3 separate regions of the Homo sapiens genome follow, and regions 1 and 3 are each linked to region 2. Evidence: chromatin contacts called from ENCODE Hi-C or POLR2A ChIA-PET data. All regions are on one chromosome and are shown on one strand. Each heading gives the region's core, a stretch centred on a gene start or an enhancer-like site at or near the end of the contact. The rest is flanking DNA. Distances are from core to core; before and after follow the strand shown. Region 1 holds the start of SPAG5-AS1 (SPAG5 antisense RNA 1). Region 2 holds the start of PHF12 (PHD finger protein 12). Region 3 holds the start of TAOK1 (TAO kinase 1).

What was found. Hi-C counts contacts between places; a loop is a spot of excess contacts on that map. ChIA-PET counts read pairs that join two places held with the same protein, here RNA polymerase II (POLR2A). Pooled maps may share reads with other maps.
Region 1: a map of naive thymus-derived CD4-positive, alpha-beta T cell shows a loop between it and region 2 (10-fold over the local background). The contact joins the promoter of SPAG5-AS1 here to the promoter of PHF12 in region 2. A Hi-C loop is called at or near these places in 1 of 168 maps with a recorded cell type or tissue (naive thymus-derived CD4-positive, alpha-beta T cell), 4 of 37 single-sample maps with no recorded cell type and 12 of 50 pooled maps. POLR2A ChIA-PET finds 5 or more read pairs at or near these places in 4 of 52 experiments (CD4-positive, alpha-beta T cell, CD4-positive, alpha-beta memory T cell, K562 and 1 more).
Region 3: a loop to region 2 is called in a map of naive thymus-derived CD4-positive, alpha-beta T cell, with 29 times the contacts of the local background. The contact joins the promoter of TAOK1 here to the promoter of PHF12 in region 2. A Hi-C loop is called at or near these places in 1 of 168 maps with a recorded cell type or tissue (naive thymus-derived CD4-positive, alpha-beta T cell), 4 of 37 single-sample maps with no recorded cell type and 11 of 50 pooled maps. POLR2A ChIA-PET finds 5 or more read pairs at or near these places in 2 of 52 experiments (IMR-90 and activated T-cell).

What each region holds. Positions count from the first base shown.
Region 1 is chr17:28,597,823-28,601,957 of GRCh38, reverse strand. It overlaps SPAG5-AS1 (SPAG5 antisense RNA 1), which reads right to left and starts at 2,825. Exons shown (of 3, transcript NR_040012.1): 1 at 2,712-2,825; 2 at 2,103-2,260. SPAG5 (sperm associated antigen 5) reads left to right here and starts at 2,933. Exons shown (of 24, transcript NM_006461.4): 1 at 2,933-3,062; 2 at 3,323-3,448. The coding sequence starts at 3,012. RefSeq lists enhancers at 2,423-2,502, 2,727-3,271 and a silencer at 2,713-3,022.
Region 2 is chr17:28,949,531-28,953,659 of GRCh38, reverse strand. PHF12 (PHD finger protein 12) reads left to right here and starts at 2,142. Exons shown (of 15, transcript NM_001033561.2): 1 at 2,142-2,765; 2 at 3,414-3,595. The coding sequence starts at 2,700. It overlaps LOC105371716 (a long non-coding RNA gene), which reads right to left and starts at 2,058. Exons shown (of 5, transcript XR_001752822.2): 1 at 252-2,058. RefSeq lists enhancers at 1,018-1,639, 1,341-1,750, 1,851-1,900, 3,641-4,129 and silencers at 2,071-2,340, 3,851-4,110.
Region 3 is chr17:29,387,569-29,392,152 of GRCh38, reverse strand. It overlaps TAOK1 (TAO kinase 1), which reads right to left and starts at 1,790. Exons shown (of 20, transcript NM_020791.4): 1 at 1,129-1,790. MIR4523 (microRNA 4523) reads right to left here and starts at 1,491; the gene lies at 1,423-1,491. It also overlaps the pseudogene RNU4-34P. RefSeq lists enhancers at 385-624, 1,785-1,874, 1,995-2,234 and a silencer at 1,275-1,744.

The sequences.
Region 1 (4,135 bases), core at 1,576-4,075, 350 kb after region 2:
ACTCCTCTAGAAAAGTATCTTTGTAGCTCTACTCATTATTTCTTATCTCTAACCTAAGTTACTTTATTACATATTAATCTGTTCATTTGTTCACTTGCTCATTGATGTAATAAATTAGTAATCTCAATTTATTGGTTACTTGTTTGATAGAGTCTTCAATGTAGAAATGTTGTCAAAGCTTTTTTAAAAAAATTTAAATAGGCCAGGTGCAGTGGCTCACGTCTGTAATCCTAGCACTTTCAGAGGCCGAGGCGGGCAGGCAGCTTGAGCTCAGGAGTTGGAGACCAGCTTGGGCAACATGGTGAAACCCCGTCTCTACCAAAAACACAAAAAGTTAGCTGGGCATGGTGGCATGCACCTATGGTCTCAGCTACTCAAGAGACTGAGGTGGGAGGATTGCTTAAGCCTGGGAGGCAGAGGTTTCAGTGAGCCAAGATCAGCCAAACCACTGTGCCTGGCCCACATAAGTAATTTTTAATTTGCTAGTATCCACATTCAAAAAGTAAAAAGAGGGGCCGGGTAGAGTGGCTCATGTCTGTAATCCCAGCACTTTGGGAGGCTGAGGCGGGTGGATCTCCTGAGCTCAGGAGTTCAAGACTAGCCTGGCTAACATGGTGAAACCTGTCTCTACTAAAAATACAAAAATTAGCCAGGCGTGGTGGCACATGCCTGTAATCCCAGCTCCTTGGGAGGCTGAGGCAGAAGGATCGCTTGAGCCTAGGAGGTGGAGGTTGCAGGGAGGTGAGATCGTGCCACTGCACTCCAGCCTGGGCAACAGCGCCAGACCATGTTTCAAAAAAAAAAAAAATTAGATTAAAAAAAAAAGTTTAAAAAGGCTGGGTGGGGTCGTTCATGACTGTACTCCCAACACTTTGGGAGGCTGAGATGGGAGGATCGCTTGAGCCTAGGAATTCAATACCAGCCTGGGCAATATGGCAAGAGACTGTCTTTATAAAAAATTAGCCAGGCGTGGTGGCACATGCCGGTAGTCCCAGCTACTCAGGAGGCTGAGGCAGGAGGATTGCTTGAACCTAGGAGTTCAAGGCTGCAGTGAGCCATGATTGCACCACTGCACTCCTGCCTGGGTGATAAAGCAAGACCCTGTCTCAAAAGAAAATTAATTTTAATGTATTTTATTTAACCCAATATTCCTAAAATATTTCAATATGTAAACAGTATTAAAAAAAAAAAATATATATATATATATTTTTTTTTTTTTTTGAGACAAGGTCTTGCTTTGTCGCCCAGGCTAGAGTGCAGTGGGATGATCATAGCTCACAGCAGCCTTGAACTAGGTTCAAGCGATCCTCCCAAGCTGGGATTATAGGTGTGTGCCCCCAACCCTGCCACCCCTGGCTTAACTTTTTTTTTTTTTTGAGACGGAGTCTAGCTCTGTCACCCAGGCTGGAGTGTAGTGGTGCCATCTCAGCTCACTGCAACCTCCGCCTCCCAGGTTCAAGAGATTCTTCCTGCCTCAGCCTCCCAAGTAGCTGGGATTACAGGCGTGTGCCACCACACCTGGCTAATTTTTGTATTTTTAGTAGAAACGGGGTTTCGCCGTGTTGGGCAGGCTGGTCTCGAACTCCTGACCTCAGGTGATCCGCCTGCCTCGGCCTCCCGAAGTGCGGGATTATAGGCGTGAGCCACCGTGCCCGGCCCAAATTTTTTTTTTGTAGACATAGGTCTCACTATATTGCCGAGGCAGGTCTCGAACTCCTGGGCTTAAAGGATCCTCCTGCCTCTGTCTCCTCCGTGCTGGGATTACAGGCATGAGCCACCGCACCTGGCGATATTTTGCATTCTTTTTTTCATACGACGTGTTTGAAATCCAGTTTGTACAGTGTTTTACATTTATAGCACATTCCCACTGGGACTAGTCACATCTGAAGTGCTCAAAAGCCACTATGGCTAGGGCTAACGTACTGGACAACACAATGCTAGAGGAGCCCGTCCCTGAGGACGCTGCAGTTTATAACATCATAGTTCCTCCTCTTTGGACTGCTGCTTTCCCCCTATGTATTAAGACTTGCAGAGTGTAAACAGGGCGCCGTGAGTGTGCAAAGCACACACACCTTCGCAAACGGCTCACTCTGAATACTGACCTTTCGGCTGTCCTACCTTCAACAGGTTTCCCGTGCATAGGAGATCCAAGACAGCAGAAGGCAGGAGCTGGCGGGACAGGGAGGAAGAGCGGCTCTGCCGTTTACTATCTGTGTGACGCTGAGCAAATTACACACGGTCTCTCTGACTCAGCTCCTTCCTGTCACAAATGGGGATATTTATAGTATTTCTCACTACGTAGGTCCTTATGCGCATTAAATGAGCTACTACACGGCATTCGGCATAGCGCCAGGCACACACTCAATGTTCAATACATGTAGGCGGTTAGCCCAGTAAACTGGTAGCCGGCCTGAGTAAGTCCCAGGAAAAGCCCAGAAACTCTGGAGACATTACAGCCCAGGTCGAGAACCACGGCCCGGGCCGTCCCGGACGCGGGCCCACCAAGCCTAGGGAAGCCGCTCGGCACCGCTTCGGCTTCTAGACTCCCTGGCCGGCTCTTTCCCGTCAAGGCTGCGGCTGGAGAGGACTGAGGGAGACCTAGGGAGAGGATTCCTCTTCTCCATCCACGGAGACAACTTGGATATGAACACCATGGATGTGAGGAGGTCCGCTGGAAGCAGGAGGGATGGACTCCTGGACTCTCCAGCTACCTGCGTGGTCCTCCCCGGTGTGAGGACAGAAGACCGGTCCTGGGCCGGGCCCGCATCCAGCCCTACCGCCGGTGTCTGAGGTGAGGGCTCCGTCAGCGGAAAACGCTCGACAACGGAGGGGCAGGCAGGGCCGGGGGCGTGGTCAACGCGGGCCCCGCCCCCCGGGCTCTACCCCCGAGCGTACGCGCGCGCCTGAAGCAGCCAACCAGGAAGCGCAGAGCAGGTTCAAACACAGACGGCGGGTGAACATGGCGTCCTCGACTTGGTCTGAGACGTGATAGGCCTGCCTTCTGGTTGAAGATGTGGCGAGTGAAAAAACTGAGCCTCAGCCTGTCGCCTTCGCCCCAGACGGTAAGCGGGAGATCTCTGGCGGAGAGAACTGGGCCGGGCTGCTGTCGCGGGGGCACCGGCCGTGTCTACTGTCCTGGAAAGTTGGGTCGAGCCCGGGGTTGGGGGCTTGTGGAGTCTTTGTTCGCCTTGCTGCTCCTGCGCGACTAGGGTGCGAGCGTACTCTTCTAATCGCATTTTGGGCTTCTTAGGGAGGGAGGAGGGGCGGGCTGGCAGAACCCAGGCTTCCTCACACTCGCCCTCTTTCTTGGTTTCTTTCTCAGGGAAAACCATCTATGAGAACTCCTCTCCGTGAACTTACCCTGCAGCCCGGTGCCCTCACCAACTCTGGAAAAAGATCCCCCGCTTGCTCCTCGCTGACCCCATCACTGTGCAAGCTGGGGCTGCAGGTGAGATTCGCCTGGACAGCTTCTCGACTGGGCTGTTTGCCCAGGGTGAGAGCTCAGGGGAACAGAGGGCCAGGGCTACAATAATTAATAACGATAATGAAGTCTTCTACGTCGGTGACATCCATTTACAGCTATTCAGGCCAACAGAGAGGTGCCCTAGGGTGGTTAAAGGAAATCCAGTGAGAACTTGAATCTCTGTTTAGCTGTTAGTTTTTATTACCTCCTCCTCCTCCCTTCGACCTTTATCAAACTATTGAGAAATCCTACCACCCTGATTAGTGCTCTTCCTCCAACATGGGGTCACTTACGGAAAGGTCAGTCACCTGCAAGATTGAGGCAATATCCATTTACTCTAGGAGGTAGTTAGAACTCTCCTGGGATCAAGTTACACCACTGGAAGGTAGGGTACTTGAATCACCTTAGTTTAAACTAGCTCCTTGCAGAATTGCCCTCACTGATTTGTACTTTTGTTAAACGTTTTGAGAGACGTAGCCATGTAGAAACTGCATTTCAGTTGCTGTCAAAACTTGTCAAGGAAGCAGCTTGACTCCTGTATAAGATTCCTCCAAGAAAGGCTTTAGGACTAACTGCCTGGAAAAATTGTCTTCCTGAAGAAATTGCTATCCTTTTCTTTCTGATAATGAGAACTATGTAGTTTACCATATTTTCCCTCTTGCTCTGCCTTCT
Region 2 (4,129 bases), core at 893-3,392:
CTGCTCGCCCCTCAATCCCCCCTCAACTGTCAGGGCGGGAGCTCTCCAAGGTGGGAGCATTCCTTGGCCCCACTGGCCTAACCTCATCCTGCAAGTTCCAAGAGGAAGAGGTGTGAAGTTTCCCTGGCTCTTGTCAACAGAGCCAAGTCTTATTTCCCTCATTAGCCCATAGTTCCTATTATCAGCTGCAATTGATGGTGTTGATCAAAGCAAAGCCTTGTCCAGTGGATGGATGCCAATGGCTTACTTACCTGTTCCATAATGCCTCCAGGTTAACACAGCAGCACAGCTGGGCCCTGAGCAGTAGGAAAAAAAGCCAAAGAGAGAGGGCACATGAGGTTCTAAACTCTGAGAGCCTGTGACATAAAATATAGCCATAGGAGATAGAAAATCTTGCCTCTTTCATACAAACAATCTAGCTCAGCCCTCCCCTCTCTGATGGCCACATCTCTGGTCCACAGCTCCTGAAGTTTATTGTTGGCTCAGAATGGTAGAAAGCAGAGGGCAGCCAATTCACATGACATTCTCCACCCCACCATCCATGACCTTATCATTCTTTCCAGGCACCAAGAGGGTCATCAGAAAAGCGAAAAGTCAGGAAAACAGAAACCTAAGACTCCATACACTGACATCCCCACTCTGTCTAACTCATCCTCCTTACTGTCCCCAAAGCAAGCATAGTAATTCCTTAGACACAGTCGACATAGTGTAATGGACAGTGTCTGGCTTGAGAATCAAGAAATCCAATTCTTAGGTCTGCCATAAATGCACTATGTGACCTAGGCAAATCACTGCGCCTCCCTGTGCATCTGGAAAAGAGGGGATTAAATCAGATGGTCTCTAAACCCTTGCTAGTTTGACGACTCTGAGAATGCTGTGTCCCTTAACATTAAAAGTGGGCCGAGCACAGCTACGAAGCAACAATTCCAACTAAACCCCTAGTGTCAAGCACAACGATACAATTCTCTTTTCCACTGCTTCATCCACCATCAGGCAGCAATAACCAACCGCCCATCTCTGACGGCAATACCAAGGGGAGGAGCGGGCGCCCTGAAAAGGAGCATGAATCCCCGCCCAGAATGCGAGGCGGGCCCTCAGACTACAAATCCCGGCATGCAGCACTGACGCTCTCAAAAGTATCCCTTCCTGGCCGGCAAATGACTCTTCCCCGGGTCTATCCTACCATAGAGTGCATCGCACGCACATGGAACTACAGTTCCCACAATCCATCAGACCTATCGCGATTCTTGCTCCCAGGATGCAATGCGCCCCCGTTCGCCCTTTAGACCCTTTGGCGTTGCAAACTGGGAGTTGGAGTCCGGGGTACGCAGGTAGCTGGGCGTTGTCAGGATTACAAACTCTCCACTTTAGGCTTCCTCTTGAAGAGCAGATCTCAGGGACAGTGGTGAAGAGAGGGTGGTAACGGGCAGGCGGAACTCTCCAGTGCCACCACCACGCAAGGCAGGGATGCTGAGGATACAATTAACTGATAAAATTATCTGTCAGGAGCGGGAGAGAATTAGGAACCACAGTCATCCCACACGCCTCCAAAAGCGTCATTTTCTGTCTCAAATGGCTTTTCTCTTTACCAATATGGTGGCCTGGTCCAGCCACACCCGATGGTAGAACCAAACGGTCAAGTACAACATCCCTAGGAATACTGCTGTCACCGACAGGCGACCAGCTCCATCCAACACCACACCTTGCTCCTTTCTGTTCATGCCTGAGGACTCCAAGGGCATGATAGCCCATATCCCATTACCAAAATGGCGAAAGGAGCAGCTTTCTTGTGAGGGCCTGCGGAAGGCAATACGCCTGCGCGGGAGGCGTCTGTGTTATGGAGAGGAAGGGGGAGCACCCCCAACACGCCTGCGCAGAACAGAGTCGTCTTAGTTTGCACACAAACACCAATGGATGAACAGTCCCTAGCTTCCTGCGGCTGCGCCTTGACCCCTACAAGCTTTCTCAAGCGCCTGCGCGAGACCTCAGGTCCCGCCCTTTTGTCTCAGTGCGCTGGCGCAGGGCAGAAAGGTGGGGCTTCGGTCCTCCAGACGAATGCCAGCGCGGCTGCGCGCTGGGGGGTACTCCCTCACCGCGGCTGCGCGGGAGCCAGGCCGCCGGCTGTCACTGCGGTTGCGCGCGGCGAGCGCCGATCCCGGGGCGCCTGCGCGGGTGGCTTTGCGGGCGCTCGCGGTAAGTTTGCGCCAAGTGCGCGGCAGCCGGGACGCAGACGGCGGCGGCGGCGAGAGGCGGAGCCCGGGGACCACCCCCCATCACCCTCCCCCCAGTCACCTCACGTACCACAACCTCACGTAACCTCTCACCCCCCCTCCGATACCCCCAGCCCCGGGATGGCAGCGCCCGCCAGCCTTCCCGGCCGGACCGGCTGTCGCCAGTGCCGGCTTTAGCCTGTGGGACTAGGCCCCGCCGAGGCCTGACCCCCGGAGCCGGGACCCACTGTGCAGCCAGCAGCCGGGCCGGGACTGAGGGGCCGCTCCCCCCTCGCGGCCCGTCGGGAGGACGCTGTCGTCCCGGGGACTGGGGGCCGGGGGGTGGGGGGGAGCCAGGGCGAGGAAGTCGGGACCCGTATTGGGAAAAAAGCGGGGCCGGGGTCAGGAGCGCCCCCTCCCCTCACCTCCCCCCTCCCCCCGGGGTTGGGGGGGCCGGAGCAGAGAGCACCCAGCCCGGGAGGTGGATGAATGTGGGAGAAAATGGAGACCAAGACGATCGTGTACGACTTGGACACATCAGGGGGGCTGATGGAGGTAAGAGTGGCCCTCCTCATCTCCTTCCTCCAGCGCCGGGAGGGAACCTCCGCCCTCCGCCCCACAAAGCCAGTCCTAAACTCGAAGCGCCTAGATGGCCGAGGGAGGGGGATTCTTCCTCACCTAGCCTCTCCCTCCCCTCTTTGCAATTTAGGGGGCTGAGCTCAGCCTCCGAGGACGTTTGCAGCAGTTTCACCTACCCGCCGCCCTCGATTCGCTCTCCCGAGGCGCCAGCCCACTCCATCTCGTTGCACCGGCAGGCCTCCCCACCCCCTTCTTGTTGGCCCCTTTGTGCTTCCCCCAGCACGTCCGGGTACCGGGCTTTGGGCCTCTCCCGAGCGGGTCTTTGGAGTCCCCCACTGTCCATACAAGGAAGTGGCAAGAAGGGAACCGCGCACCCTCTTCCCATCCCCCTACCCTTGATCCTCCCCATTTGGAAGAAGCTGTTCTCGTTGTTGTGCTGCAGGAACGCGGTTAGGGTGGGCTCCCCCTGGTTCCGGGGGCTGAGAGATTCTGGGAGCAGCCTGGATGGGAGGAAGAAGGACAAAAGGGGGGAGAGGGGTGGGTGACGGAGAAACCGCGCCGGGGGGGCGACGGACCGCCCGGGAGCTCCGAGTGTGCACACACGCCGTTTGTATGTGTGTGCAGCAAATCCAAGCTCTGCTGGCTCCCCCCAAGACGGACGAGGCAGAAAAGCGCAGTCGGAAGCCTGAGAAGGAGCCCCGGAGAAGCGGCAGGGCCACCAACCACGACAGCTGCGATAGCTGCAAGGAAGGTGGAGATCTCCTGTGCTGCGACCACTGCCCGGCTGCCTTCCACCTCCAGTGCTGGTAAGGTCTGGGGACCCTTTTGGAGCTTCTTGGCGGACCCTTCTCTGCGCATTCCTTCACCCGGCCTGCCCCTGACTGCCGAAATAACGGGCGCTTGCAGCCGCTAGCTGACTTTCTGCAGCTGCCGGGGCGAGCACCTCCCCGCCCCCAGGTGTCCGCCGGGTTCTGGCAGTTTAGCGGGGAGGAGCAGCGGTGGGTCCGGACCCCGAGGTGGGGGTTGGGACGAGTGAAGAGAACCCCATATGGGATTGGAAGTCGCTGGGGAGCCGGGACAGAGCCGGCCGGGGACAGCCGGCAGTGGCGGGGGAGGAAGGGGAGGAGCTCCGGGCCCAGTGCCGCTTGCCTGCCCGCGCGCCCGCTGCCCTCGGGGCTCCTGCCCGGCCGGGATCTCCTCGGGGTGGGTGCGTGGAGCCCTCGGCCACCTGAGTTGCCCTGGTCCAGACCCCGGCAACCGGGCGCTTGTGGCTGTAGAAAAAATCGTGGAGGGTGTCTCTCGAGTCCGCCTCTTCTTTGCCTCTCTGTTTACAATATGGC
Region 3 (4,584 bases), core at 541-3,040, 440 kb before region 2:
CCTCCGCCTCCCGGGTTCAAGCGATTCTCCTCCCTCAGCCTCCCGAGTAGCTGGGACTACAGGCGCGTGCCACCATGCCCAGCTAATTTTTTGTATTTTTAGCAGAGACGGGGTTTCACCGTGTTAGCCAGGATGGTCTCGATCTCCTGACTTCGTGATCCGCCCGCCTTGGCCTCCCAAAGTGCTGGGATTACAGGCGTGAGCCACCGCGCCAGGCCAATAATTCTTCATGAACTACAAAAGTCATAGAAAAAGAAAAGGGAAATGAGGATGAGGAGGTACAAAATTATTTTATTTGAATTCTAACTAAAATCCAACCTGCTCACAAAAAATGTCAATCCAGACATCTCTCAAAAAGAGAGACATCAAAACTGTTCTAACAGGAGAGGTGTCCCTCTCGAGAGGCCATATCCCCCAACAATAACACCAGAACAGATACACTTCCCATGGACAGATCTCAGGGGAAGAGTATTAAAACGATACTGTCGTCGATTTAAAACCAAAGGAAAAAGAGTAACCTTTTCAAGGGAAGCGCCATTACTTCCCTCTCCTGCTCCCCCTCCCTTCTGTGTATACATGGGTCTGTGTATGAAGAAACTGCCTTGGACTTCTGCAGCATTGCAGTAGACTAGAGGATGGGGAAGGGGGAAGGGTACGGGGAGAGAAACGCTTCCATCGCCCCTACAGAAGAGGGGTATAGATTTCCTGTGCTAGGGGGTGGAATCCACCCAGCAAGCCACCCAGAGCAGTCTCCCTTCCCAAGAATACACAGACACTACAAAGGAGAAGAGGAGCAAAGGCACCAGAGGGGAAGGGGACCTCGCGCCTTTAAACCGGGGTGCACATCAACCCAGTCTCCCTGTGAGGGCCACACCTTCCTCGAAACATCCCCCTTCCACCACCCCTTCCGGTGACCCTCAGGAAAAAGGAATGGAATTGCTCTCGCCCCTTAAAACCGGAGGGCGCCCAGCTCACCAGCTTCTTCACCCCACCCACAGAATCACAGACCCTCCTTTTCTCCCTCCCCCACCCCACTCCCACATCCCTTCTTCCACACACAGGCCCGAGTGGGCCGAATTTCCCCGCCCCCCTCTATATCCCCCTTTCCCAAAGCAGAGGTGCCCTTACCCTTTCGCCGACAGGTCTGGGGCGGAGCAGGCAGGCGCAGCCCCCTGCAGCGCTCCGGTAGCCGCTACCCTGGAGGGTGAGGAGTGAGGAGGAGGAGGGGGCCCGGCGACAGATCGCCGCCCCCCACCCCCGAGCCCCAGCAAGCCGCCCAGCCCAAGCTCTGCAACAAGGGGCGGCGGCGGCGGGGGGTGGGGGGGGGGGCGAGGGGACGACCGGGGTCGAGGAGGCGCCCTCAGCGCTTGGGCTCAGTTAAGATGGCGCGGGGAAGTGCCGGGAGCCGTCTCCGTCGCCGCCTCGGGGGAACCGGCCCGGGCCTCGGCCGCCTCTAGTCCTCACACAGCCGAGGCCCTCTCGGTCCCCCGCCGCGGCCCCTCGGCGGGCGGGCCCACGCGCAGCCCTCCGCCACCAACACCACCCCTGGTAAGGAGGCGCTCACAAAGGGAAGAGAGGCCGCGGGCCGGCCGGCGGACGGCGGGGCGGGGTCCCCCGGGGCCGGGAGGCCTCAGATGTTCGCGAGTGCCTAGTGCTTTCGGCCCGCGAAGGGCGCAGGGCGAGCGGGACCCCTCCTCTCTCCTCAGGCAGGCGGCGGCACCGACTCAGTCTCTTTGCCACCCTCCCTCTCTCTCCCCGAGCCCTGAAGCCACAGAGCCCGGCCGCTGCCCAGCTTCCCCCCCTTTACCCGACACCACTCCCCTCCTCCAGACCGTCATCCCCCGTCTCCGATCTCGCGAGATTTTCCGCCTGACAGGCCGGACCCTGCGCGAGACACGACTACATGCGCGCGCGCGCGCCCTCACAGGAGCGCGCAAGGCTTGCTACGGGCAGAGTTGTCCCGGTGGCCCGGAGTTCCAGCCTCTGTCCAGCATGGCCTCACTGAGTTCGCGGAGCTTCTAATGCCACGCGGGCGTCAGGTGCATTCATTTCACCCCGGAGATCTGAAGAAGAAGAGTTTATCTGCATTCCCCTTCCTTCCTGCTTCCCACCTCCAAAGCCCGCCACTGATCCTGCGAATAAGTTTGCCCTGAAGTGTGGAATATCCCATTCCTGCACAACTCGGTTCTACACCCCCTCCCCCGTGGGATTCAGAGGTACACTGGGCAGCGCAATCAGTATGCAGTTGAGTTTTTGAGATTCTAATAGTTGATACTAATTCTTGGAACGACAGTAAGACTTGGAAATACAGATCTAAGCCACCCTATATATTGGTGATGTAGAAAAGAGATAACTTCTTGAAAAGTGTCTGTGGGTTTAGTAGGTTGAGTAATGAGAAGTTTTGGAACAAGAGCAGCAAACAAACTAAAGACTCCTATGCAAAGAAGAAGTAGAGTTTTTATTCTTTTATCTCAAAACTTTTTTTTTTTTTTTTAGGGAAAACTCCCTCAGTACTTATTCAAGAACCTAAAAGTGTAAGGCCGGGCGCGGTGGCTCACGCCTGTAATCCCAGCACTTTGGGAGGCCGAGGCGGGCGGATCACGAGGTCAGGAGATCGAGAGCATCCTGGCTAACACGGTGAAACCCCGTCTCTATTAAAAGATAGAAAAAAATTAGCCGGGCGTGGTGGTGGGCGCCTGTAGTCCCAGCTAGCTACTCGGGAGGCTGAGGCAGGAGAATGGCGTGAACCCGGGAGGCGGAGGTTGCAGTGAGCCGAGATTGCGCCACTGCACTCCAGCCTGGGCGACAGAATGAGACTCGTCTCAAAAAAAAAAAAAAAAAAGAGAGAACCTAAAAGTGTACACAAAGTGTAGTCATAAAAAATCTTGGTTCTTTAACCAACAAAACGACTGAAATAAATAAACCTGTTATATGAGTTTCATGAATAAAAATTAACTCTGGGCCGGGCCCGGTGGCTCACGCCTGTAATTATAGCACTTTGGGAGGCTGAGACGGGCGGATCACCTGAGGTCAGGAGTTCGAGACCAGGCTGGCCATAGTAGATCTGTGCTCCAAGGAAGGAGCATGTTGATCAGACCTAAGCAATCCGTGTATACAGTGTATGTATGACCTTCCTCTAGTCTGGCTCAGGGATGGGCACATGATCCAATTAGAGCCAATGGGTACAATAAGATTTTCTCTGGCTTTTTGGGAAAGAAACTTTCTTATTTTCTCCCAAAAATGTAATATATATATTGAACTCCCAAAATGGAATCCAGTGGTGTGATCCTGGCTCACTGCAACCTCTGCCTCCCAGGATCAAATGATTCTGCTACCTCAGTCTCCCAAGTAACCGGAACTACAGGCATATGCCACCGTGCTGGCTAAGTTTTGTATTTTTTGTAGAGATGGGTTTCGCCATGTTGCCCAGGCTGGTCTTGAACTCCTGGCCTCAAAGGATCCACCTGCTTCGGCCTCCCAAAGTACTAAGATTACAGATGTGAGCCACCGTGCCCAGCCTATGATTTTTCAATGAGCAATAATCACACCTCGGATAAATCTCATTGGCTACAATACTGCCACTGCACAAAGTTTCTGAAATTTGATGATGATGATAACAAAAATAGTGAAATAGTTAACACGTATTGAGTGCTGATTATATGCCAGAGAGAGTTCTAAACACTCTACTTATTTACTCCTCACAATAACCATATTGGGTGGGTATAATTATTATTCCCTTTTAGAAATGGTGGAACTGGGCCTGGCACGGTGGCTCATGCCTGTAATCCCAGCACTTTGGGAGGCTGAGGTGGGCAGATTACCTGAGGTCAGGAGTTCGAGACCAGCCTGGCCAACATCGTGAAAAAAATTAGCCGGGCATGGTGGTACACGCCTGTAATCCCAGCTACTCAGGAGGCTGAGGCAAGAGAATTGCTTGAGCCCAGGAGACAGAGGTTGCAGTGAGAGGAGATTGTGCCACTGCACTCCAGCCTGGCCAACAGAACGAGACTCTGTCAAAAAGAAAGAAAGAGAGAGAGAGAGAAAGAAAGAAAGAGTGGCACTGAGGCACAGAGAAGAATTTTGATTAACTTGTCAAAGTTCTTATAGCCAGTTTGTGGTGAAGCCAGTTGTCAAACTCAGCTTTCATCCAGAACCACTGTGTTCTTTTTTTTCTTTTTTTCTTTTTTTTGAGACAGAGTCTCACTCTGTCGCCCAGGCTGGAGTGCCATGGCGCGATCTCAGCTCACTGCAATCTCTGCCTCCCGGGTTCAAGCAATTCTTCTACCTCAGCCTCCTGAATAGCTGGGACTACAGGCGCGTGTCACTGCGCCCGGCTAATTTTTGTATTTTTAGTAGAGACGGGGGGGGGTTCACCATATTGGCCAGGCTGGTCTCGAACCCCTGATCTCGTGATTCACCCGCCTTGGCCTCCCAAAGTGATGGGATTACAAGCTGAGCCACTGTGCTCGGTCTATATTCTTTTTTTTTTTTTTTTTTGGGACGGAGTCTCGCTCTGTTGCCCAGGCTGGAGTGCAGTGTCACGATCTCAGCTCACTGCAACCTCCACCTCCCGGGTTCAAGCAG